3 separate regions of the Homo sapiens genome follow, and all the other regions are linked to region 1. A link is an interaction called in ENCODE POLR2A ChIA-PET data of the cell type or tissue named here. Cell type or tissue: CD4-positive, alpha-beta T cell. All regions are shown on one strand. Links, peaks and the distances in the headings refer to the core of each region. The heading gives the core; the rest is flanking DNA.

Evidence for each region. Peaks named below come from ENCODE experiments on the same cell type or tissue, not always from the same donor. Only the 100,000 strongest peaks of a DNase experiment are listed, where the experiment ranks them.
Region 2: POLR2A ChIA-PET joins it to region 1 with 6 read pairs; 2 of 35 experiments call an interaction of 5 or more read pairs at or near these places.
Region 3: POLR2A ChIA-PET joins it to region 1 with 6 read pairs; 2 of 35 experiments call an interaction of 5 or more read pairs at or near these places.

The regions. Positions count from the first base shown.
Region 1 is chr20:52,407,022-52,414,738 of GRCh38, forward strand. The region is part of intron 4 of LOC105372666 (a long non-coding RNA gene); the gene reads left to right. Among named protein-coding and RNA genes, the nearest start is that of LINC01524, 210 kb to the right of the region's middle. In CD4-positive, alpha-beta T cell, for the core only: no CTCF peak of the experiment used is centred there; a DNase peak (open chromatin) is centred at 3,350; H3K4me3 peaks cover 558 bases; H3K27ac peaks cover 4,250 bases.
Region 2 is chr20:52,507,811-52,515,527 of GRCh38, forward strand. The region is part of intron 4 of LOC105372666 (a long non-coding RNA gene); the gene reads left to right. It also overlaps the pseudogene MRPS33P4. Among named protein-coding and RNA genes, the nearest start is that of LINC01524, 110 kb to the right of the region's middle. In CD4-positive, alpha-beta T cell, for the core only: no CTCF peak of the experiment used is centred there; no DNase peak of the experiment used is centred there; H3K27me3 peaks cover 32 bases.
Region 3 is chr20:52,343,041-52,350,757 of GRCh38, forward strand. The region is part of intron 4 of LOC105372666 (a long non-coding RNA gene); the gene reads left to right. Among named protein-coding and RNA genes, the nearest start is that of ZFP64, 160 kb to the left of the region's middle. In CD4-positive, alpha-beta T cell, for the core only: no CTCF peak of the experiment used is centred there; no DNase peak of the experiment used is centred there.

The DNA.
Region 1 (7,717 bases), core at 1,068-6,067:
TTGATTCCATGTCTTTGCTGTTGTCCACACATCTGAGATGCAACCTAATTTTAAGATCATGCTTGTAACTTTTTTTTTTTAAAAATACACTAATTCTGGACTCTGTCAGTTACTGGACTAATTTCCTCCCCACACCCACCTCTACTTCCCTTCTAAAACAATGCTAATTTTGTTCAGATGTCCATGCCTTCCACATTAGCTCAGTTGCCTCAAGGGAAGCCAACCCCACTCCAGTTTTTCAGTACACCCTGATTGGTGTCAAGAATTCCCATTCAGATTCCCCTTGCCAGTGACTGGCTTGGGGGAATGACCACTTGGTAAATCCTGGCTAATGAGTTGTGGAGGGAGATCTACTGGGATTGGGGTTTTCTGGGAAAGTGTTGCGAAGAGAGACTGCACAGTAAGAGGAAGTCTCCCTTCTTTCCCTATATATTGGGCCAGGAAGTGACACATGCAGTTGCTACAGCCATCTTGCCAATAGCTCCAGGAAGATGTAGAGGGAGGGCGGAGTCTACCTCGCTAATATAGACATCCCTAAGCTACTGAATCTACTACCCCAGAGCCCCCATTACCTCTTATCTTTATGATGTTAAAGTTTTTTCCTTCTTGAAACCAGTTTGTCTAAGTTTTCATTTCTTGCAAATGAAAGCATCTTTCATTGAGTCACTTGCCAAAAGTTATAATTTAAATCACTTTAACTGGTTCTTCCTTTCTTTCTTTTTTCTTTTTTTTTTTTTGAGATGGAATCTTGCTCTGTCTCCCAGGCTGGAGTGCAGTGGCACGATCTCAGCTTACTGCAACCTCTGCCTCCTGGGTTCAAGCAATTCTCCTGCCTCAGCCTCCTGAGTAGCTGGGACTACAGGCACATGTCACCATGCCTGGCCAATTTTTTTGTATTTTTAGTAGAGATGGGGTTTCACTGTGTTGGCTAGGATGGTCTCAATCTCTTGACCTCGTCATCCACCCTCCTCGGCCTCCCAAAGTGCTGGGATTACAGGCATGAGCCACTGCGCCTGGCCTTAACTGGTTATTTCTTAATATGATTATAGACTATCAGCAATAGAATCACATTGGGAGCTTCTTAAAATACACTTTCTGAGGCCCCATTGCAAATCTATTGAATCAGAATTTTAGTGGGGCACTACATTCCTATACACACAAAGACAGCAGAAATAATAGTGAAAACTTGATGAAATGATTTAAAAAATTATCCAAAACTTGCAAATAAAGCTGAGAATGAGTCCATGTCCTTTCAGTGTGAGTGTTGAAAAAATTCACCCAAGATTGATTATATAGAAGAATGCACCTGTGTTTAGCTGCAATTTGCTATTTGGTTAGAACCAGATACTTTAAGTTGTATGTTAACTATGTTTTCTGTCTTGGAGAAAAATAACTCCTCTTGGTGATAGTTTAGTGACCCTATACAACATTACCCAGTTTTGACTCTGTTAGCACATTTATTTCTGCATCCTTTTGGCCAACTTACGATATAAATCCTCATTCCTCAATTTCTCCTTTTAACCAACCTTACCATTATGTTTGTTTCTTCATTAATTAATGAATTAAATAAAATTTTTGACATGTATTCATTGTATATTTGTAGGAGAGTCATGCTTTTTTAAAATTGAAGATTATACTTTAATGGGATTCTTAGTTCCTTTGCTCGTTTTTCCCCTCCCAAGGAGCTGTAGCATGGTTCCTTCCTCATTACCAATAATAGCTGCTTATCTTGGTACCTGCAGATAAAAGGTAAGGAAAGGACTAAGTTTTCCCTTTTGTACCAGTGGCTATTTGTGTGTTTGTAAAACAAGCATGACTGAAGTTGCTTTTACCTTTGGCCACTGTTCTTGGCAATTATAAGCAGTGTCTCAAATGCATTTAGGTGCTGAGCTAATTTTCTGTTTTATTGATCAAATGATGTTTCTGTTCTCTGGAACACATTTAGAGCACTCAAGGTAGGTGTGACCCAGAGTTTTAATTAGATACCAGTTAAAATCTAATTTCTAGCTGCTTGTATGATCATTTGGGGCAAGTTTCTTTGAGGACAGAATAGCCTAGTGGAAGCCGTCAGCCAAGCAGTCCTGGGTTTGAATCCCAGCCCGTGATCACCGCATGATGTTGGGCAGGTTCATTAAAGTCAGTTTTCTTTCATGTGAAGAGGGGGCAATAGCAGATACTTCACAATGTAGTTCTTTAGGTGAGAGGGAAGAAGTTGAATGGAGCACCTCAGAGCTTACCTCTAAGACTAGGTGCTCAGGCTGAATTCATATTCGGCCACATAGAGGCTTGTGGTTCTGAATGAGTTACCTAATATCTTTGAGTATCATTTTCCTTACCTGAAAAGTAAATAATAGTTCCTGCCTCATAGGCTTACAAAGAACATCAAAGGAGCATTTGTCCCATTCGTCAACACTAATTGTTTGAGTACCACTTTCACGTATTTTGCTATGTTTCTATCTCATCTTGTGCGCTCATCACAAATCCTGCTACGTTGGCACCATTTCTACTATCACTTACTTGATATTTTCGTTTAATAAATTTCATTAGATAAATATTTATTGACAGTCTATTTTCTAGAAACTGTTGAGGTTTCGAGGGTCTAGCAGTTTACAAATAGGGCAAAAGTTCCTGCCCTCATACGGTTCATGTCTCAAGTAAATTTGTTTTAAACAGACACTGGATATCACCTCCATTAGTTGGAAAACAATGTCACATGGAAAAGATGGTGACTTGAATGAAAATTGTGAAAGCTAAACAATGTTGGTTTTTACAAATTCTAGCTAGACACAGTCTCCCTTTCTTTGTTTAAAAAATACATTTTTCACTTTTAGAGGGTGTTTGAGACATACTAGTGCCACACTGCAGCCCTCCTTGATGTTATTGGGAAAGTCAATAAAGAACCAGAAAGGGGGCAATTTTTCTCACTGTGGGATTCAATGTTGTTTTATTCTATGGGCCCAGCTGACTCCAAGTTGACTGCACTTATCAGCAGGTATACAGGACAGGTTCCACACTTTGGGGCCCCACTTGGATTCACATAAAGCAGCACAGTCCCAGGCACAGAGCTCAGAGGGAGATAACTTTTGGCTCCAGCAATATTCATCATAAAAGAGGGCACATTCTTCTTTGCATCTGCATGGATAGGAAAGGTCTGGGTATCCTCTGCATGGTTATTAATTACAAAATAGATTTCACATGTGTTTTCACGAGGCTGCGATTTCACAATTGCATCTTAGAATGTGCCTTCAGAGCTCTGAGAGCTCCTGGGCGTCTTGTCTTTGTATCATTTGGCTCCTCGTACTAAAAGCCACATCCTGTTATGTTTGGTTGCTAGGTGGAGAAATGTTATCATGGGCTTCAGCAATAATTTATCCACAAGCTCAAGGAGTTGTCATGTTCTCCTGACAGTGAGCTGCAGCACTTTATCAGCTCGCCTGTAAATCAGGCGTGTGTGGGTGCGAATGCCAGCACTGTTTGATCTCTCGCAGACACTGTAATAATCTGCTTTTGTCTGATTGATTCCTTCACATCACCATGCACATTGCAACAGAGAGTGGGTGCCCTCTGTTTATCTCGGCTGGTCATCTGCAGGAGGCCAACAGGGCAGAAAATGCTCTTCGTGCGGAGATGTAAGAGTTTTTGGAATTGGGGCCTTTCCATCATATCCCCGAGCTGGTTTCGTTCAATAAATCAATGATAGCTGAATTGAATGCACCATAAATACCTCAAACCATATCTCTTACAAGAATGTAAGAGTAATTCATAGAAACAGGAAAGGTAACTTTGTGAGAAAGAATTACGACCCCTACAAGCCACAGACATTCAGGGCTTTTTACTGCCTGTGTTCACATCTCACCCGTTGAACTTTGGGGGAAAAAGAATACACTGCTGGCGGGTGTTTGCTTCCAGAACGTGCACCGGGTAAAATGGAGTAGAACAGATCCTGTCGAGACTGATCACTGCTTTTCATCTGACACCGAGCTTTTCTCAATTTCTGTTGGCTTCTGTTACATGTGGTCCGACTTCATCCCTGGTGTCAAGGGATGCATCGCATCATCATTATGGAGCAATTTGGACTCTGTCATTTGGTGGTTTATGAGTCGCCCTTTTGCCACCCCCACACCAGGCCCACCCTTACGTGAGGATTGTCAGCCTTTCTGATGCTTTAAATGTCTTCCCATCAGGCAAGCCTAGTCCCTGTTTCCTGGGCTCCTAATTGCTGACAGGTAGTTTGGGGCACATTTTGGCATCTCCAGCCCCCAGGAGTTGGGCTGAAATCCGTGAGCTGATTACTGCCTTGAGCATGGCAGCAGCTTGCTGTGCTGTGACCCAGGAGCCATCCCCAGCGTCCACGCCTGCCCCAGTTGAAAGCAGAGGTCAAGCTGTATTGTAGATGTGATTGACTAAAATCCCATCGGAGAGGAGGATTGTGTTGTAGCATCCCCCTCTTGGATGGCGGCAAGATGAAATTACATGAAGAAGCCTTTCAGCTCAGAAATGAATGTAGCTATAAAAAAAAAAAAAATAAAGACAGCTTGAGTTGACTGTTTAGTGCAATCAAAGGCATGCAATTGTTCTTATTTTCATAATGGTAGTCAATAATATTAATGATTATTTATTCCACTCCTATTGTGTGCTCAGACATATTTCAGTCACCTGATAGACATTATTAGAAACAGTCTACATTAGTGGTTAGAGCACAAGTAGGCAAACCACAGCCAGTGGGCCAAATCCAGCCAGCCACCTGTTTTTGTCAGTAAAGTTTTATTAGAACACATCCACACTCATTTATTTAGATATCATCTATGACTGCTTTTCCCTACAACAGCAGAATTGAATATTTGTAACAGAGACTGTGTGGCCTGCAAAGGTGAAAATACTATCTGGCGACCATTTAAAAAAACATTTGTTGTTGACACTTGAGTTAGAGGATTGCTTTGGTGCTAGACTGCCTGTTCAAACCCTGGCTTTACCACTTAACAGCTGTGAGACATTGGGCAAGTTACATAACCTCTTTAAACCTTGGTTTTCTTTCATGTAAAATGGAGATTATAATAATGTTGGCCAGGCACGGTGGCTCACGCCTGTAATCCTAGCACTTTGGGAGGCTGAGGTGGGCAGATTGCCTGAGCTCAGCAGTTCGAGACCGGCCTGGGCAACATGGTGAAACCCCGTCTCTACTAAAATACAAAAAACTAGCCGGGCGTTATGGTATGCGCCTGTAATCCCCGTTACTCAGGAGGCTGAGACAGGAGAATCACTTGAACCTGGGTGGTGGAGGTTGCAGTGAGCCGAGATTGCACCACTGCACTCCAGCCTGGGCGACAGAGCGAGACCCTCGTCTCCAAAATAAATAAATAAATAAATAAATAAATAAATAAATAAATAAAAATAATGTTTATCTCATTGAGTTGTTGTTGGTGTAATGAGCACTGCTATGGTTTGAATCTGTCTCCCAGAAGTTCATGCGTTGGAAACCTAATCCCCAAATTTATGTTGATAGTATTTGGAGGCAGGGCCTTTGGATGGTAATCAGGATTAGATGAGGTTATCAGGGTGGGGCCCCATTGAGAGGACTAGTAGCTTTATAAGAAGAGGAAGAGAGACCTGAGTTGACATACTCTTGCCCTCTTGCTGTGTGATGCCCTCCACCATGTTATGACACAGTAAGAAGGGCCTCACTAGATGCCAGTGATGTGCTCTTACACTTCCCAGCCTCCAGAAACATAAGCCATATAGACTTCTATTCTTTATAAATCACCCACTCTGTAGTATTCTGTTATAGCAACAGAAAATGGACTAAGAAAATGGACAAATATGTTAGCCATAACTCAACTGGTAACAATATTCTCTCTGAACATCCTGTTATTTGTTCTCTTGTGCCCACTCTGAGCAGATACATCTGTTCTTCACCTGCCATTTAGGTGCTGATGTCTTGCATGTTTTGTGCCTGTGCATTTGCTTGCATGAATTTATGGGAGTGGACATGTGCAGCCCAGAACATTTGAGAAAGATCAGGGCAGAGTTACAGGCTTCATAAACCATGATGCTTTTACAGGTACTTTAAATATATTCCCAACGTTATTTGAAGGGTTTATTCCAAAGTCTGCACAAAATCCTCTTAGTCTGACTGTTCAAATTAGAATGATAGTGACCTCAGTGGCGTTACAGGATGATTTACAACATATTTGAGAGTACATATTTGCTCTTCACAATTTTAAGAGGGCTTAGACCTAGTTTTAAAAAATTGAAGGTTAAGTCGCCTATGTGAAACCTTCAACTCCTGAAAACTGGATTTTGAAATCCATGATTTTATACTCTATCATAGGAGTCACAACATTTTTCTGTATAGGGCCAGAGAGTATCTGTTTTAGGCTTGCATCTGTTCAGCTCTGCCACTGTAGCACAAAACAGCCGTAGATAATATGCACACAAGTGGTTTAGTGTTGCTATAATAGAATATCTGAAGCTGGGTAATTTATAAAGAAAAGAGGTTTATTTGGCACACAATTCTGGTGACTGGAAGCTTCAAGATTGGGCAACTGCATCTGATGAAGACTCTTACTGCTTCCACTCATGGTGGAAAGAGGAAGGGGAGCAGGTGTGTGCAAAGAGATTACACGGTAAGAGAAGAAACTAGAGACAGAGCAAGGCTCTTTTTTTTTTTTTTTTTTTTTTTGAGACGGAGTCTTGCTCTGTCGCCCAGGCTAGAGTGCAGTGGCGCAATCTTGGCTCACTGTAAGCTCCGCCTCCCGGGTTCACGCCATTCTCCTGCCTCAGCCTCCCAAGTAGCTGGGACTACAGGCACCTGCCACCATGCCCAGCTAATTTTTTTGTATTTTTAGTAGAGACCGGGTTTCACCATGTTAGCCAGGATGGTCTTGATCTCCTGACCTTGTGATCCACCGGTCTCAGCCTCCCACAGTGCTGGGATTACAGGCATGAGCCACCGCACTCGGCCAAGCCAGGCTCTTTTTAACAACCCGCTCTTGGAGAAACTAGTCCATTCCTGTGAGAGCGAGAACTCACTCACCCCTGTGGGAGGGCATTAGTCTATTCATGTGAGCTCCATGGACATAACCCCAACACCTCTCACTACTTCCCACCTCCCAGCACTGCTGCATTGGGCATCAAATGTCATCATGAGTTTTGGTGGAGATCACACCACATCTAAACCACAGCAAATGAGTGTTCCTATAAAACTTTGCTTACAAAACAGGTGATGGGTTGTTGGCCCAATCAGCCAATCTTGCTCTACCACCTCTATCTTTAAAAGCTCATATTTAGTACTTGTCCTCAGTTCCTTATGGGTATTAATTTATTAATCCTAACAAGGATCTTAGGTGGTAGTTGATAGCTTCATCATTGGCTTTTATAGGTGAAAAGTTGAGGGATAAGGAGGTTAAATAATTTGCCCAAGATCCACAGAGCTTCAACTCAGCCTATCTGGTCCCAGAGCTAGTACACTGAGGCACCATTCTATACTGTCTCCTTTAGTCTTAGTGTACATAGTGCTATTCTTTATATGAAAATTGTCCTTGATTTTTTTTTTTTTTTTGAGACAAAGTCTCGCTCTGTCACCCAGGCTGGAGTGCAGTGGCGCGATCTTGGCACACTGTAAGCTCCGCCTTCCGGGTTCACGCCATTCTCCTGCCTCAGCCTCCTGAGTAGCTGGGACTACAGGCGCCCGCCACCACGCCTGGCTAATTTTTTTTGT
Region 2 (7,717 bases), core at 1,068-6,067, 100 kb after region 1:
TATAATCTTATATTTGGAAAAACCTAAAGACGCCACCAAAAAACTATTAGAGTGGATAAACAAATCAGTAAAGTTGCAGGATACAAAATCAACATACAAAATCAGTAGTATTTCTATATGCCAACAGCAAGCAATGTGAAAAAGAAATTGAGAAAGCAATCTCATTTACAATAGCCACAAATAAAATAAAATACATAGGAAGAAAACAAAAAAAGTGAAAGATCTCAATAATAAAAAGTATAAAACATTGATGAAAGAAAGAGGATAACAAAAAAATGGAAATATACTTCATGTTTTCATAGATTGGCAGAATCAATATTGTTAAAATGTCCACACTACCCAAAGCAATCTACAGATTAAATGCAATCTCTATCAAAATACCAATGACTTTCTTCACAGAAATAGAAAAAAAAATCCTAAAATTTATTGAGAACTACAAAAGACCCATAATAGTCAAATATATCCTGAGAAAAAAAGAACAAAACTGAAGTAATCACATTACCTGACTTCCAGTTATCCTATGGAGCTATAGTAACAAAAGCAGCATGGTACTGACATAAAGACACATAGACCAATAGAACAGAATAGAAAACCCAGAAATAAATCCATGCGTCTTCAGTGAACTCATTTTTGACAGAGGTGCCAAGAATATACACTGGGGTGAGGACAGTCTCTTCAATAAGTGGTGCTGTGAAAACTGGATATCCATATGCAGCAGAATGAAACTATACCCCTATCTCTTGCCATATACAAAAACCAAATAAAATGAATTAAAGACTTAAATCTAAAACCTCAAACTATGAAACTACTTAAAGAAAACATTGAGGAAACTCTCCAGGATGTTGGACTGGGCAAAGATTTCTTGAGTAATACCCCACAAGCACAGACAACCAAAGCAAAAATAGACAAATGGGATAACATCAAGTTAAAAAGCTTCTGCACAGCAAAGGAAATCATCAACAAAGTGAAAAGGCAACCCACAGAATGGAAGAAAATATTTGCAAACTACCCATCTGACGAGGGATTAATAACCAGAATACATAAATAGCTCAAACAACTCTGTTGGAAAAAATCCAACGACCTGATTTAAAAATGAGTAAAAGGTCTGAATAGAGATTTCTCAAAAGAAGTCATACAAAGGATAAACAGGTATATGAAAAGGTGCTCAATATCCTTGATCATCAGAGAAATGAAAATTAAAACCACAATGAGATATCATCTCACCCCAGTAAAAATGGCTTTTATCCAAAAGACAGGCAATAACAAACGCTGGCAAGGATGCAGAGGAGAGGGAACCCTCACACACAGTTGGTGGGAATGTAAATTAGTACAACCACTATGGAGAACAGTATGGAGGTTCCTCAAAAAACTAAAAATAGAACTACCACATGATTCTGCAATTCCACTGCTGGGTTTATACCCAAAAGAAAAGAAATCAGTATATTGAAGAGATACATATCTGCACTCTCATGTTTATTGCAACACTATTCACAATAGCTAAGCTTTGGAAGCAACCCAAGTGTCCATCAGCAGATGAATGGATAAAGAAAATTGTGGTACACAATGGAATACTATTCATCCATAAAAAAATGAAATCCTGTCAATTGCAACAACATAGATGGAACTAGATGTCATTATGTTAAGTGAAATAAGCCAGGTATAGAAAGACAGACTTAGCATGTTTTCACTTATTTGTGGGAGATAAAAAAGTTCAAGGAATTGAACTAATGAGATAGGGAATAGAAATGGTTACCACAGACTGGGAAGGGTGGGAGGTAGTTAATGAGTCAAAAAATATAGTTAGAATGAGTAAAATCTAGTATTTGATAGCACAGCAGGGGGACTACAGTTAATAATAATTTATTGTACACTTTAAAAGAGTGTAGTGGGATTATTTGTAACATACAGAAACAATAAATGCTTGAGGTTATGAATACCCCATTTACCCTGATGTGATTGTCATGCATTCTATGCCTGTATCAAAATATCTCATGCACTCCATAAGTATATACACCTACTATGTACCCACAAAAGTTAAAAATTAAAAAAAAAAAGAGAATGCAACTCAGGAGTCAAGTGACCTGTGTTTTAGTTCTAGCTCTTTAATTATTACATGTGTGATCACTGAAAACATTATTTACTCTCTCTGAGCTTTCATGTTCTTATCCATAAAATGGGAACAATAGGAGCTGCTGTCTGCAGGCAGGTAGTCGCCTTGCCCGTATCTCCGTGGCTCACCTTGGAAGTGCCCTGCTGATCAGAGGACATTCCCTATACCTGCTAATAGCTTCTTACTTCAAGCACCAATGTCTCCCTCCTTGAAGGCTTTCTCTGACTGTAAGAGGCAGCTCAACCTGCACGTGGGCAAGTTGGCAGTGCTGGGGGTGATACCCCCAGGAGTGATCTGCAAATGATAAGAGGAGCTGGTAGATAAACGTCCCAGCCTCCTCACCACCCCCACACCCCCAGGGAATGATTCTATGTTCCACTCAGTCTCCCAGAAGGTCTTCCGTTGGAGTGAGTTCCAGACATCCCCAGGGGTAACTAGCTTGTTACACACCCTCTATTGGCTTTCCTCCCATCCTGAGTCAATTTCCCAATCCTTCACTATGTTCCTGCCCTACATTCCCAAATAAAGAGCTTCTTTTCAAATCCTTCAAGTTTCTCCTTTGGGGAGAACCCAAACAAAGATGCTCTCAGGATTGTGGTGAGAATTCAATGAAACGATGCATGTAAATAGTTGGTGCCATATCTGGTGTGTAGCAGATACCGTAATAACCATAAGTTTTATTACCTACGATGATTATTATGTCAATATATGAATTTTGACTGTAATGGGGAAGCTGTAATAAAGAGTCTGACTCTAGAAGTGAGACAGGGACACATGGGTGAGGAAGATCAGGTCCAGATAAAATGGAAAGATTCTGTAGGAAAGCATATGAGGGTCCCCAAAAATCCTAAGGATACTGCTCAAGACATGCCTCCACTTCCTGGAATCAACAACACAAATGCCCATCAATCAACGAGTGGATAAAGAAACTGTGATTACATATATATATATGATGCAATGCTACTGAGCCATAAAAAGGAATGAATGAATAGCATTCACAGCAACCTGGATAGAATTGGAGACTATTATTCTAAGTGAAGTAACTCAGGAATGGGAAACCAGACATCTTATCTTCTCACTCATAAGTGGGAGCTAAGCTATGATGATGCAAAGACATAAGAATGACACAGTGGACTTTGGGGACTCAGGTGGAAAGGGTGGGAAGGGGGTGAGGGATAAAAGAATACAAATTGAGTTCAGTGTATACTGTTCAGGAGATGGGTGCACCAAAATCTCACAAATCACCACTCAAGAACTTACTCATTTAACCAAATATCACCTGTTCCCCCAAAACCTAAGGAAATAAAACATTTAAAAACAAAGATAAAAGAGACATTTCTCCATTTCCAGAATATTCCTTGCACATGACTTTGTTGAGGGGACAGCAGTCTGGTGAAGTTGCCAGGCCTATTGATTCCAAATCCATGAAACTGGTGATTATTTAGTGAACAGCCTTTGGCCAAGAGGAAGGAGACATGTGACTGGCATCCAAATCACAGCACTTATTTCGTGCTCCTGGGGATGTCGTTTTTTCTTGGTTTCTACAGAGATGAGCATTAGGATTTTAAGGATGAGTAAAGGGGTCTAAAGAAGTGTCATGGAAAAGGGAAACCAAGGAAAGGAGAAGGGAAGAAAAACAGCAAAAAAGATCTGAATAGAGATTTCTCAAAAGAACTCCTACAAGTGACAAGGTAAGTAGTTGCTGCCTTGCCCATATCTCCATGGCTCACCTTGGAAGTGCCCTGCTGTTCAGAGGACCTTCCCTATGCCTGCTAATACTTTAGGCTCATTAAGGGAGAAAATGTTGGCTGAAGGAGTGGCTCATGCCTGGAATCCCAGCACTTTGGGAGGCCAAGGTGGAAGGATTGCTTGAGCCCAGTAGTTCCAGACTAGTCAGGGCAACATGGCAAGACCTGTTTCCATGAAAATTAAAAATAGTTGGCATGGTGGTATGCACCTGTAGTCCAAGCTACTTGGGAGGCTGAGGTAGGAGGATCACTTGAGCCCAGGAAGTTGAGGCTGCAGTAAGCCATGATGGAGCCACTGCAGTCCAGCCTGGGTGATAGAGCAAGACTCTGTCTGTAAATAAATAAATAAATGAACACAAAGAAAAAAAATGCATTCCTCAGTGACTGAGAGAAGAAAGAGTATTTATTGCCTTTCCACATATTGGAGGAATGTGATCTTCCTAACTGAAGGTTATTTGAAGGAACAAAATCATCTCCATTTTGAAGCCTGATCTAGTTAAATTGTGACTGGATTCTTGAATATATTTTAATTCTGCACAATTATTTTGGCCTTGGTTTTGAAGGCCAAATCTGAAGTTAACCTAATTATCTAATAAAATGCATACATTAAAAAAGAGTCAGACTCCGTTGTTTGATGTTTATGGACAGGTTTTAGGCCTCATTCATCCTTCCTCCCTGTCTGTTCCACATCTGGGGAAACTGTTAAGAAATCCCGGACAATCCTTCCTTTGGTGCCGGTGGGAAGTTTAAACCAGGCATCACGGGAACCCTAATGTGGGCCCACCCCTTAACCACCATCAAAGCCCCAAGTCAGTGTCCTTTCCCTGCTCTGTCAAGAAATTTTGGATGTGCTTGAAAGTCTGCTCTGCTCTCTCCAGAAAGCCTTATTATGTGAGTCACAAAGCTTGTACGCACCCTCTTTGTCTCTGTGTGGTGTCATGAGTCTTGACATCTGAACCACATTTTGGGTCAAGTCTATCCTGTTTCTGTAGAGTCGTCACAATAGAGGCAATTCTACGCTTTACCACGAAAAGCACCATAAGATTCCTTACAGTAACAAAAGCTTCTGGGATTTTAAAAAAATGGGTATTATTTATTTAAGGAGGGGTCCATATGGCGGCGGTGAGAGTTCAGGGCAGGGGTCTGAAGCTCAAGGGCAGAGAATGAAGGAATGAGTCACAGAGGGCTGCCGAAGGTCGGGGCATAGATCAGAGACAGTGAGCTCACCATTCCCTTCCCAGCAGCCGAATAAAGAGATCTGGGATTTACGCATAGCCTTTGCTTAAAGGAAAGTGTACCTTTTTGAACCTTGCGACACATTGGACCCTCATCAACTCGGATTTTAATGAGAGGAATTAGTATTCCAATGAACAATCTACATAATATCTTGTAGGCAAAATATTTATTTGGGGCTTGGGACAATGAACAGGCTAGAAATACTCATGGGCAAAAATGTAACATAGTCATAAATGTCTACATTCATTTTCCATTGGTTGTAGAAAAAGAATCTCCGTTTTGGTTTTTACAATTTCAGAATAGGCTGCCCAAATCCAGGGCATTGAATCAGAGTTATATAACTTCTCTGCTAGCTTCTCTATTTATAACAGTGAAGTGTTGGCATGTATGTGAAAATTTAAAGTAAAGCCTGCTTCCTCATGATCTTGTGATCTTTAATTTTTACCTTTAGTTTAACAAATATTTCATCATGATAACTTTTTAGTGGATAAGGAGGGAGCATTCTTTTCAAGACTGCAAAATTTTAATTTGCTTTAATAAAAAATTCTGGTTAGTATAAACATTTAACTGTAAATATGATGCTAAAGGTCAACAATACTGTGCAACTAGTTGCTGGAAATATGTAAAACATTATATAGACATCATATATTAAGCATTATATAGATTTTTTTATTTAGTATGTATATTTATGTATCTAAAATATGGGTGAAATTAGTATGTTACAAATATATTTTTTAAATTTCAAAAATGGCTTTAAAACCAAAGATTATAAGAGGTGGCTCATGAAGAAGACTTAGGTGACAGTTTATGCTCACTGTTAAATGTAATCATTAAAAAAATTATTTTACAAAGAAAACAATCAGAATCCCAGTATGTTCCGATTCTCTATCCTTCCTTCTGTGGCAATGGATGTCTGTGTTCTACCCACATTCCCCCAATCTCACACTTCTGATAACATGCCTATGGCTTCTTACTGGAAAGCTGTGACTCTCAGCAGCAGGGCTTTCTCTTGCCATAAGAATGTTGGCCTTTGCGTGTGAGTGGGGTTGGCGGATAAATATTTCAGCTTACTTTCCCGTATATAGGAGGCTTTGGAGTTGTGTTCTGTACTGCCCCCAGAGTCCTCTGTAGGATTCAATCCCAGCTGCCAACAGCAGTCACTTGCTCCTATCTATGTGCCCTGTAGGGAAGTGTTCCATCCTTTGTCCCCTGTCTCCCTTCCTTACTCCTTTCAATATGATTCCTGGGATCACCTTTCATTCAAATCCTTGTCTTGGGGTCTGCTCCTGAGGAAATTCAACCCCAGACAGTTTCCAGGAATGAATTTGTTTGGTGTCCATTTTTTTTGCTTCTATTTCTCTTTCCCTCTCTTTCTCCCTCACTTCTTCACTCATATATATATATATACATATATACATATGTATACACACCCATATATACATATACATATGTGTGTGTGTGTGTGTGTGTGTGTGTGTATATATATATATATATATTTTTTTTTTTTTTTTTTTGAGACAGAGTCTCGCTTGTCATCCAGGCTTGAGTGCCATGGCACAACCTCGACTCACTGCAGTCTCCGCCTCCCATGTTCAAGTGATTCTTCTGCCTCAGCCTCCTGAGTAGCTGGGATTATAGTTGTGTGCCACAATGTTCAGCCAATTTTTGTATTTTTGGTAGAGACGGGGTTTCACCATGTTGGCCAGGCTGGTCTCCAACTCCTGGCCTCAAGTGATCCGCCCACGTTGGCCTCCCAAAGTGCTGGGATTACAGGCATGAGCCACTGTGCCCAGCTTCACTCATGTTTTTAATACTAGCTGTGTACAGACACTGTGAAGTGTTAGAAGCTTTCAGTCAAGTAGACTCTACTGAAGGAGACAGAAGTTACAGTAAATACTGAGTTTAACTTTTGAGAATTTAACTATATGCAAGGTTTTAAAAAGTGAGAGAAAGAGTTATTTAAGTGGCCAACACTGCCATTCTGTTCAATAAATGCAGACCCCAGCTGGAGTGTGAGAGGCGAAAGGAAGCTAGAATTTTCTCAGTGAACCTCAGGTTGCCTGTGCCTCTCATAGGACATCTTCTCGTGTTGAGTGGTTGAGTGTCATCCTCGCATTTAAACATCCAACATCGTTGTATTTTTCATGCAATGTGGTCCTGAAATACAAACCAACTACTTTATAATGTGCTTAACTAATGGCATAGTGATTTTTCCAACACAAGAAGAAAAACTAGTTGTGATTGACTCATTGAGAAACAGTCTGTCCATCTGCACCATGGGACTTTCTAAAGAGATTTTAAAATATATTTTTCCCCTACATAATGTTTGCTCCAGGCTCTGACTTTTCAACCTGGTCTCATAAGATATGACTCTACTCTCATTACAATGCAATGTGGTAAGTGCTTTCTGGAAGGCATATGCTAATGGGATATTGTGGGGACACAGAGACAGGACCAATGCTGGCTGATCAGATCAGGGAAGAGTTCTCAGAGCAGGTAATGCTTGAGTTGGGGTTTTAAAGATAAGTAGATATCTGCCTAATATTTGGGGGAAGGAAATAAATGCAGCTCTTAAAATTCAACCACAAAACGTTAGCTTTGCCATTCTTAATCCTAGTACACA
Region 3 (7,717 bases), core at 1,495-6,494, 64 kb before region 1:
CACTTCACCCTCAGCTTTTTCTTGCCCAGAACGGGGATGTGATACTGAAGGGGGCGCAGCCACCTTGTGATTGTGAGGTGACAGGTCCTCAGCTGTCTAAGCAAGAGACATTATGGAACATTCTATGAGCTGTTTAGCATGCTGGACTTCCTAATGACGGCTTCTATTTATGTGAGGGGGAAGATGCCTTATTAATTTCAGATTCTAATGGATATGGAGTATGTGCATTTAAATGTTGGTACACACAGTGGAGTAGGATTTCATGGGACATTAGGCTCCAAAGCAGGGTCTCTCAACCTCAGCATGGTTGATATTTGGGGCTGGAGAATTCTTGGTTTTGGTGGGCTTTCCTGTGCATTGTAGGGTGTTTAGAGAACTCCTGGTCTTTACCCACTAGATGCCATTATCACCACCCCTTCCCAGTTGTGACAAGCATGTCTCCAGACATGACTGAATGTCTCTTGGTTGAGAGCTACTGCTGCAAAATCAGCATGCAAGGCAACCATTACATGTAGTCAAAAATACACCAGAAGATCTATTAAAATCATTGATAAAATACAGGATTCATTCATTCCTTCAGAAATATTTCCTGAAGGGCAGCTATGTGTTATGTGCTGTTTTTGGTGCTAAAGTTGGAACAGTATGCAAGGCACACAGGAAATAAGATACCTGCTCCCCCTGGAGTTTATGTTCGACCAGGAGAAAACAAACTATATATATACACACACACACTATAAATACACACACACACACACACACACACACACACACACACACACACACAACTGATACAGAGTACGTTTTGTATTCCTGGGCATTTAAGATCTTCATGTATATTTTTATCATTACCAATAATAACAGTAAGTAATGATTTAGAGCAGGGATCTGTATGCTACATATAGCCCGTGGCGAAATCTGGCCCACCACTTGATAAAGTTTTATTGGCACACAGCCATGTCCGTTCATGAAGTATTGTCTATGGCTTCTTCCATGCTGCAGTGGTGACAGTGGCTGAATTTAGTTGTAAAAGAGACCCTACGACTCATAAGACCTAAAATATTTACTATCTGGCCCTTTGCAGAAGACATTTGCTGACCCCTGGCTTAGAGATTTATAGTTCATAGAATAAGTATACTTGCATTATCTTGTTTGTTCCTCGAAGTAATCCTCTGATATAGTTGTTTTCCCTCTTGTATTATGGGTCAGAGTCTGAGTGAGGGGATGACTTGCTCCAGTTCACTTAGTTAGCAGTTCCAGGTGGTCGCTGTGCTGCTGGGGAGACTGCAATTATAAATAGCGTTGTCATGGAAGAACTCATCAGGAAGGTGACAGAGATGTGAAGGCAGAATGAAGAGACCCATGTGGATAGCTGAGGGACCAGAATTCTTGGTAGAAGGAAGGTGCCTTGTGTGTTTGAGGAACAGTTAGAGGTCAGCTGATGGAGCATGAGGGAGATTAGCTGGAGATGCAGTCAGGGAGGAGTGGATGGGGCAGGTGGTGTAGGACTTTACTTTTTACTGAGTGTGCTGTGGGGCCCATGGGAGGCTTTGAGAAGAGGAGTGGCATGATCTGACTTATGGCTGAACAGAAAACACCAGTTCCCTGTAAAGAATGGACCAAAAGGGTCAAGAGTAGCATCAGGGAGCTCTGTTGGGGATGGAATGGGAGGTAGCAGCAGCTGTGTGAGAAGAGGTTAAATTACAAATCTACTTTGGAGGGAGATTTGATTGCAGATGGATTGGAGGGGTGAGGGTAGGTTGAGAGAGAACATGGGGTCAAGGAAGACACCAGGGATTTTTGCTTGAGAGCTGGAAAGATGAAGTAACTGGCTGAGACGGGATGGTGGGCTTGGGAACCAGAAGTTCAATGTTCCATTCAAGATCCCTGTTATGCTCACCATATTTTTTGGAACTGCCATGGACTAAAGAAAAAAGTAAAAGGAAAATGAGTAGTTATATATTTAGGCATTTTCAAATCAAACCACCCTATGTTAAGAGATCTATAGGTTTCCCAATGGTGAGTAGAGAGTGAGTGGAGAATTCTCAAGGGCTTCTGGCTTGCTTGAAAAGCTTCCAAGGCTCTGCAAATTTGTTCAGTAAAGGACTCAATGGTAAATATTGTAGGTTTTGTGGGCTATATTAATCAGCTAGGGCTGCCATAATAGAATACCATAGACTGGGTGGCTTAAGCAACAGAGATTCCTTTTCTCACAGTTTTGGAGTCTGGAAGTCTGAGATCAGGGGACCATTATGGTGGAGTTTTGGTGAGGGCTCTCTTCTGGGCTTGCAGACAGCAGCCTTCTTGCTATGTATTCTCCTGGCAGGGGTGATGTTGAGGGGGTGGGCGGGTGGAGAGAGAAAGAGAGAGAGAGATCGATCATTTTCTTTTTTAAAAATATAAGGCCATGGTCCTATTGGATTAAGGCCTCACCCTTATGACCTCATTAAATCTTAATTCGCCTAAAGACCCTGTCTGCAGATATGGTCATATTTGGGGTGGGGGTTAGGGCTTCAACATAAGAATTTTTGGTGAACAAAATTTAGTTCATAGCATGGGCCATACTGTCTCTGTTGCAAACTCAACTCTGCTGTTGTAGTGCAAATGCATCCATAGACAATGTGTAACATGTGGATGTGGCTGCATTACAATATAACTTATTTAAAACACAGGAAGCAGGCTAGATTTGGTTCCTGGGCGAAAGGGTTTTCCAACCCTTAGTTTATGCTGTTCTGCATAAGTATAACGCGTGCCAATAGATTTGTTTGCTCTGAGGATTGCAAGGATAATAATGTATGCAAATGCAACTGAGCACAGAGCCTGGCATACAGTAGGTGCTCAACATGTATTTGCTTTAAGTTTGACACACTGTCCTTTAAAATAGAATATGGCGACCTGTTTTTCTAAGTTGGCACTTATTGCTCAGCCCCATCATTTTTGTGTCCCTGGTATTGCTCTCATGATCCCTGATGCTACAGTGGGATTGCATCTGACAAATGCTTGAGTTCAAAGTCAGTGTGAAATGAGTGGTTAATACAATATCATTATGTCACTAAATCATCTCTAAGATGGTTGTATCCAGCTACATTCCCATCAATAGCGTAGACTGCAGAGAGAGTATCTAGGAGAGAGTATCTAGAAGTTCTATCATTTACTCGTATATGTTTCCCCAATTTAAGACAGGGTAGGAGAGAAGTAGATCCACTTATCACTAGAACCTGGGGAAAAAGCTAAGGACTTCTCTGCAGTTCCAAAACTTTTCCTGGAACAGTAGATGACGCGTTTTGTACAGGGCAACAGAAACTGGGGTGTTTGGATGGGTTGATGAGATAGTGATTTATTTTGATGTGACTGCTAACACTGCTACTACTGTGAGTCTTGTTAATACAAAACTATTAATCCTGTTCTTGTTCCCTCTGTGCCCGTTGCTGCGTGCTGCCAATGGGGAAGATACAACATATAGGAAAAACCAGATTCTTCACTGCAAATACTGCTTTGCATGCTTTTCTTTCATTGCTTTGGGCTTCTGGGAGAAATCAGAAGAAAAGAAACAAGGCAGTGAATGGTGGAAATCATGGGGGAAAGATGGCATATTTGGGATCTGCAGATGGATATTGAAAATGCAAACTAGTTTGCTGATTTGTAGTTGTATTAGGGTGGGTGTCCAAACTGGTGGTGTTAGTAATGGAATTTGGAACTTCTCAATGGATATGATCCTGTGTGCAGGCATGTGGTCACCTGAATAGTACCACTCAAAACCCCCAAACCTAAAAAAAAAAAAAAAAAAAAAATCCCATTATTTGCATCTCCTACTCTGTTCTAGAAAGCTTAAAGTTTATTGTAAAGGTCTTTGCTTTGTGGAAAGATGCTTTTTGGTAAAGAACATGCTGTTTGTTGGAGCACTGCATTAGTTGTCTGTTGTTGCGTAACAAATCATTTCAAACCTTCATGGCTTAAAACAACAGTAAACATTTATTACCTCACAGTTTATGTGAGTCTAGGATTCAGAAGTGGCTTAGCTGGTAGTTCAGGTTTGAGGTCTCTCATGAGATTGCTGTGCAAGTGTCAACTGGGGTCACTGTCATCTGAAGGGTCGATTATGGTGGATTGGGGGATCCAGTTCCAAGAAGGCTCACTCTTCCAAGAAGGGGGCCAGCATGCTGGTGCTGGCTCTTGGCAGGAGGCCTCAGTTCTTCTCCACATGGGCCTTTTCAGAAGTCTGCCTGAGTATCTTCATGGCATGATGGATGGCTTCCTCCAGAGTGAGCTAAGAGACCATGGCATAAGCTAAAAAGTGTTTTATGAACTGGTCTCAGAAATCACACCACTGTCACCTCCACAGTTTTCTACACAGTTCAGTCCTATTTAGTGGGAGAGGGGTGTATACAAGAATATGATTACTGGGAGGCTAGAATCACCTGGGCCATCTTGGAGGCTGACTACCATAAGAACCAGCCATGCACCAGACCCTGCCTCTATGTGCTTTACCTCATTTAATCTTTAGAGGAATGGTGCCAATACAAGGTAGGATCTACTGCTATAAGAAATCAAAGGTGAATTTCACTAATTTGTCTAAGGTCACACAGCTAGTGAGTGGTGGAGCTGGGATTGTAATGTATACACCTGAGTTCCAGCCTATGGATTAATGCTGGCTTCCATATCTTCCTCAGAGAGACCTGGGTCCAAGTTTGAGCACTGCCCATTGCTTGCGTTTGGTCTTAGTAATACAACTTAATAATTCCATTTGTGTAGCTCAAATGCAATTAACCGTTTGGAATGCACACATGCAGGAGTGGGCACATCAAGGCATTCAGTAGATCAAAAAAATCTTTTCCCTTAAAATTTTCAAAATCTGAGGTACATATACAACAAGTAGTAAGAGATAAGTTTCACACAGTACATGGATGAAGTGCTTTTTTATTTTCAGAGTTATATATTTATTTTAATGTATATTTAAAAAAATGGATGAATTCCACTTGAAAAGTTACTTAACTGAAACTCAATTTTGGTGTTTGTAAGATAAGCATAAAATGCTAACCGCTTAGAGTTGTATGGATTAAAAAAGGTAATGTATATCAAGGGCCTAGCAATTGAAAGTTCATAGCAAGCACTCAATAATATTTACTACTATTAACTCGTGATAAATGTAAAGTGTTCCAGAAAATATGGAAGTGGTGTTCAGGGTTAAGAACATAGAGCCATAATCAGAAGCACTTTTTTCTGTGCTTCTATATTTTAAGAGAGAAACTCTTAGTGATTTGGATTCCATTTAAAGTTATGACACAGTGGTAGAGGAAGTAAGTAGGAAGTGAGATTTTCTTCTTAGTTATGAGAATGGCATCAGTGAGAATTAACTTTTACAGCCACAGTCTTGATAAGGTAAGATGGTTAAAAACAGATGCTTTTATATTTAGAAAACTGATTGGCTACACTGGGTATATAAATGTGCTTTGGAAAAATTTTCACTTCCTACTCCGAGGTCGCCTAATTGCCACAGATACAGATGTTCTGCTTCTTGTTCCTTTGGGTATGAACTCACACCACTCTGGTTTACCTTAACTAGAGGGACTTACTCTCCCACAATTTAATTTCCAAGCTCTAATGCAAAACAGGCTTATTTGCTTTGACAGGCAACTACAGGATAAACAGAAAGGGGCAAATTTATATAGTCAGCTAGCACTCTGCCATTATGAGTAATATGGCTTAACAAGAAAGGAAATGAAGAAATAAAAAAAGATCCCAGACACCATGAGATTTCCCCTAAAGAACTTATTTCCAATGAACCCTAGAAAATAGAACCAGGACAGGCTCTCAGAAGAACAGGAGAAACAAATATTGATTGATTTATTCATAATTTGTGTCCCATCTTCTGCAAAAATCTGATGTGGTTTAGAAAAAAGAAATGTCATAGAATCTTTTTTTTTGCAAGATATTATTGCCAGAGGCATTCAAATAACTTTGGAATAGATGGTCAAATTCCAGGATGTCAAGCCAGTGGTATCATTTCCTCTGAACTTGAAAATTTTTGCTTAGAATACAATCTTACTGATGAAAACAATCAGTGCTGAAAGAGGATAATGTTATCTAAAATGTACTATGTTTTTCCTTTTATATAATATTGGAATGAATGCATGTTTTTGAAAAATTAAAAAAAATTAAAAGTAAAATGTAGAAATAAGAAGTCATCCTTTATTACTATTAACACTGTTAATAGTTTTTTGTTTGTTCATTTTTTAATTTTTTTGAGACAAGGTCTTGCTCTGTCACCCAGGCTGGAGTGCAGTAGTGCGATGATGGCTCACTGCAGACTTGACCTTCTGGGCTCAAACAATCCTCCTGCCTCAGCCTCTCAAGTAGCTGAGACTACAGGCGTGCAACACCATACCTGGCTAATTTTTATATTTTTTGTAGAGATGAGTTTCACCATGTTACCCAGGCTGGTCTTGAACTCCGGGGCTCTAGTGATCCATCTGCCTTGGCCTCCCAAAGTGCTGGGATTACAGGCGTGAGCCACCACGTTATTAATAGCTTTGAATATAGAGTAAGATTCATTATTTCTGGACAACTCTGTGCCCATATCCCCTTTCTAAAAATGCCACAGTTTCCTTTTGGGGAAGTGTTCTCCCCCTAATTTAACCTTTATATTAGTAGCTGAGGTCATCCCGAAACTCCTCAGACTGTGCATCACAGGTGAAGTTGGAATGGACATTGGAGATGCCTCCATGTTGTGCAAGACACCCTGGGATGAGTTTACATATTACTATTAACATCATAGAGCAAATGCTTTTACCTGATGTATTTCCTTGATATGAGGCTGTAGGCCAGAGTCAGCATGAGAGACCCTGAACGCATGGTGTGAAGTTGTGCAGAGAAACAAAGGAAAGGAGAGTTGAGAGGCTGTGGAGGGCAGACTGCCAGCCATTGTTAGCCTGACGACCAGTCCTGTGTGGGGGAATGAGCTTGAACTCCTGTTGGGTTAAACTGGCTCTTACTCCAGAGAGGAAATCTGTTGTTGCTGCCTGGCCAGCATCTGTTTTCCCTTCTTCTGATATCAGCAGCTCGGCTTTCCTCTGGGAACCCCTTTTTCCCCACTTTCTGTCTGTGTCTAAATGATGGGGCTGACCTCCTGTGCCTGACTCCAGGGATGGGTGCATAATCCAGGTCTAGCCAATTAGTCAGTTCTACCCTCTTGGCCACAGGGGTTACTTCAGAAACAGACACATGACGTCCCTCAACCCAGTAACACTCAATTCTATTACGGATTTTGGAATTACCCAGCCAAGAGTGCTCTTTTTAATTGTGCTGGGTTCGTTTGATAGCTTTGAAAATATAAATGCTCACGTTCAGTGCTAACTTAGAGAATGCAGCCAAGACCAGGGATCACCAGCAGAGCTGCTTGACGGTGTTGTTTGAGCACCAGCAGCGCCTGAAAGTTGTAACCCTTAAACTTGATGACATGAGTCAGGACATTTCCTTTTTTGTTGTTTTTATTTTCTGCTAAGACATTTTGAGTTGTGTTTCTATTATATTCAACCAGAAGAGCGTGGCTAATAGACTGCATTCCCTGTAATTGCAGAACCCAGCTCCCTCCCACAGTCAACCGGTGCATAGCCCTCCATGTTCCCTGGTTGGGTGTTTTTCATCTGCTCATGAACAGATGTGGTTGTCAGTCTCTTGGCCATTTTGTCCTCCTTCCCCTGCCCTGGTTTCATCACTGCTT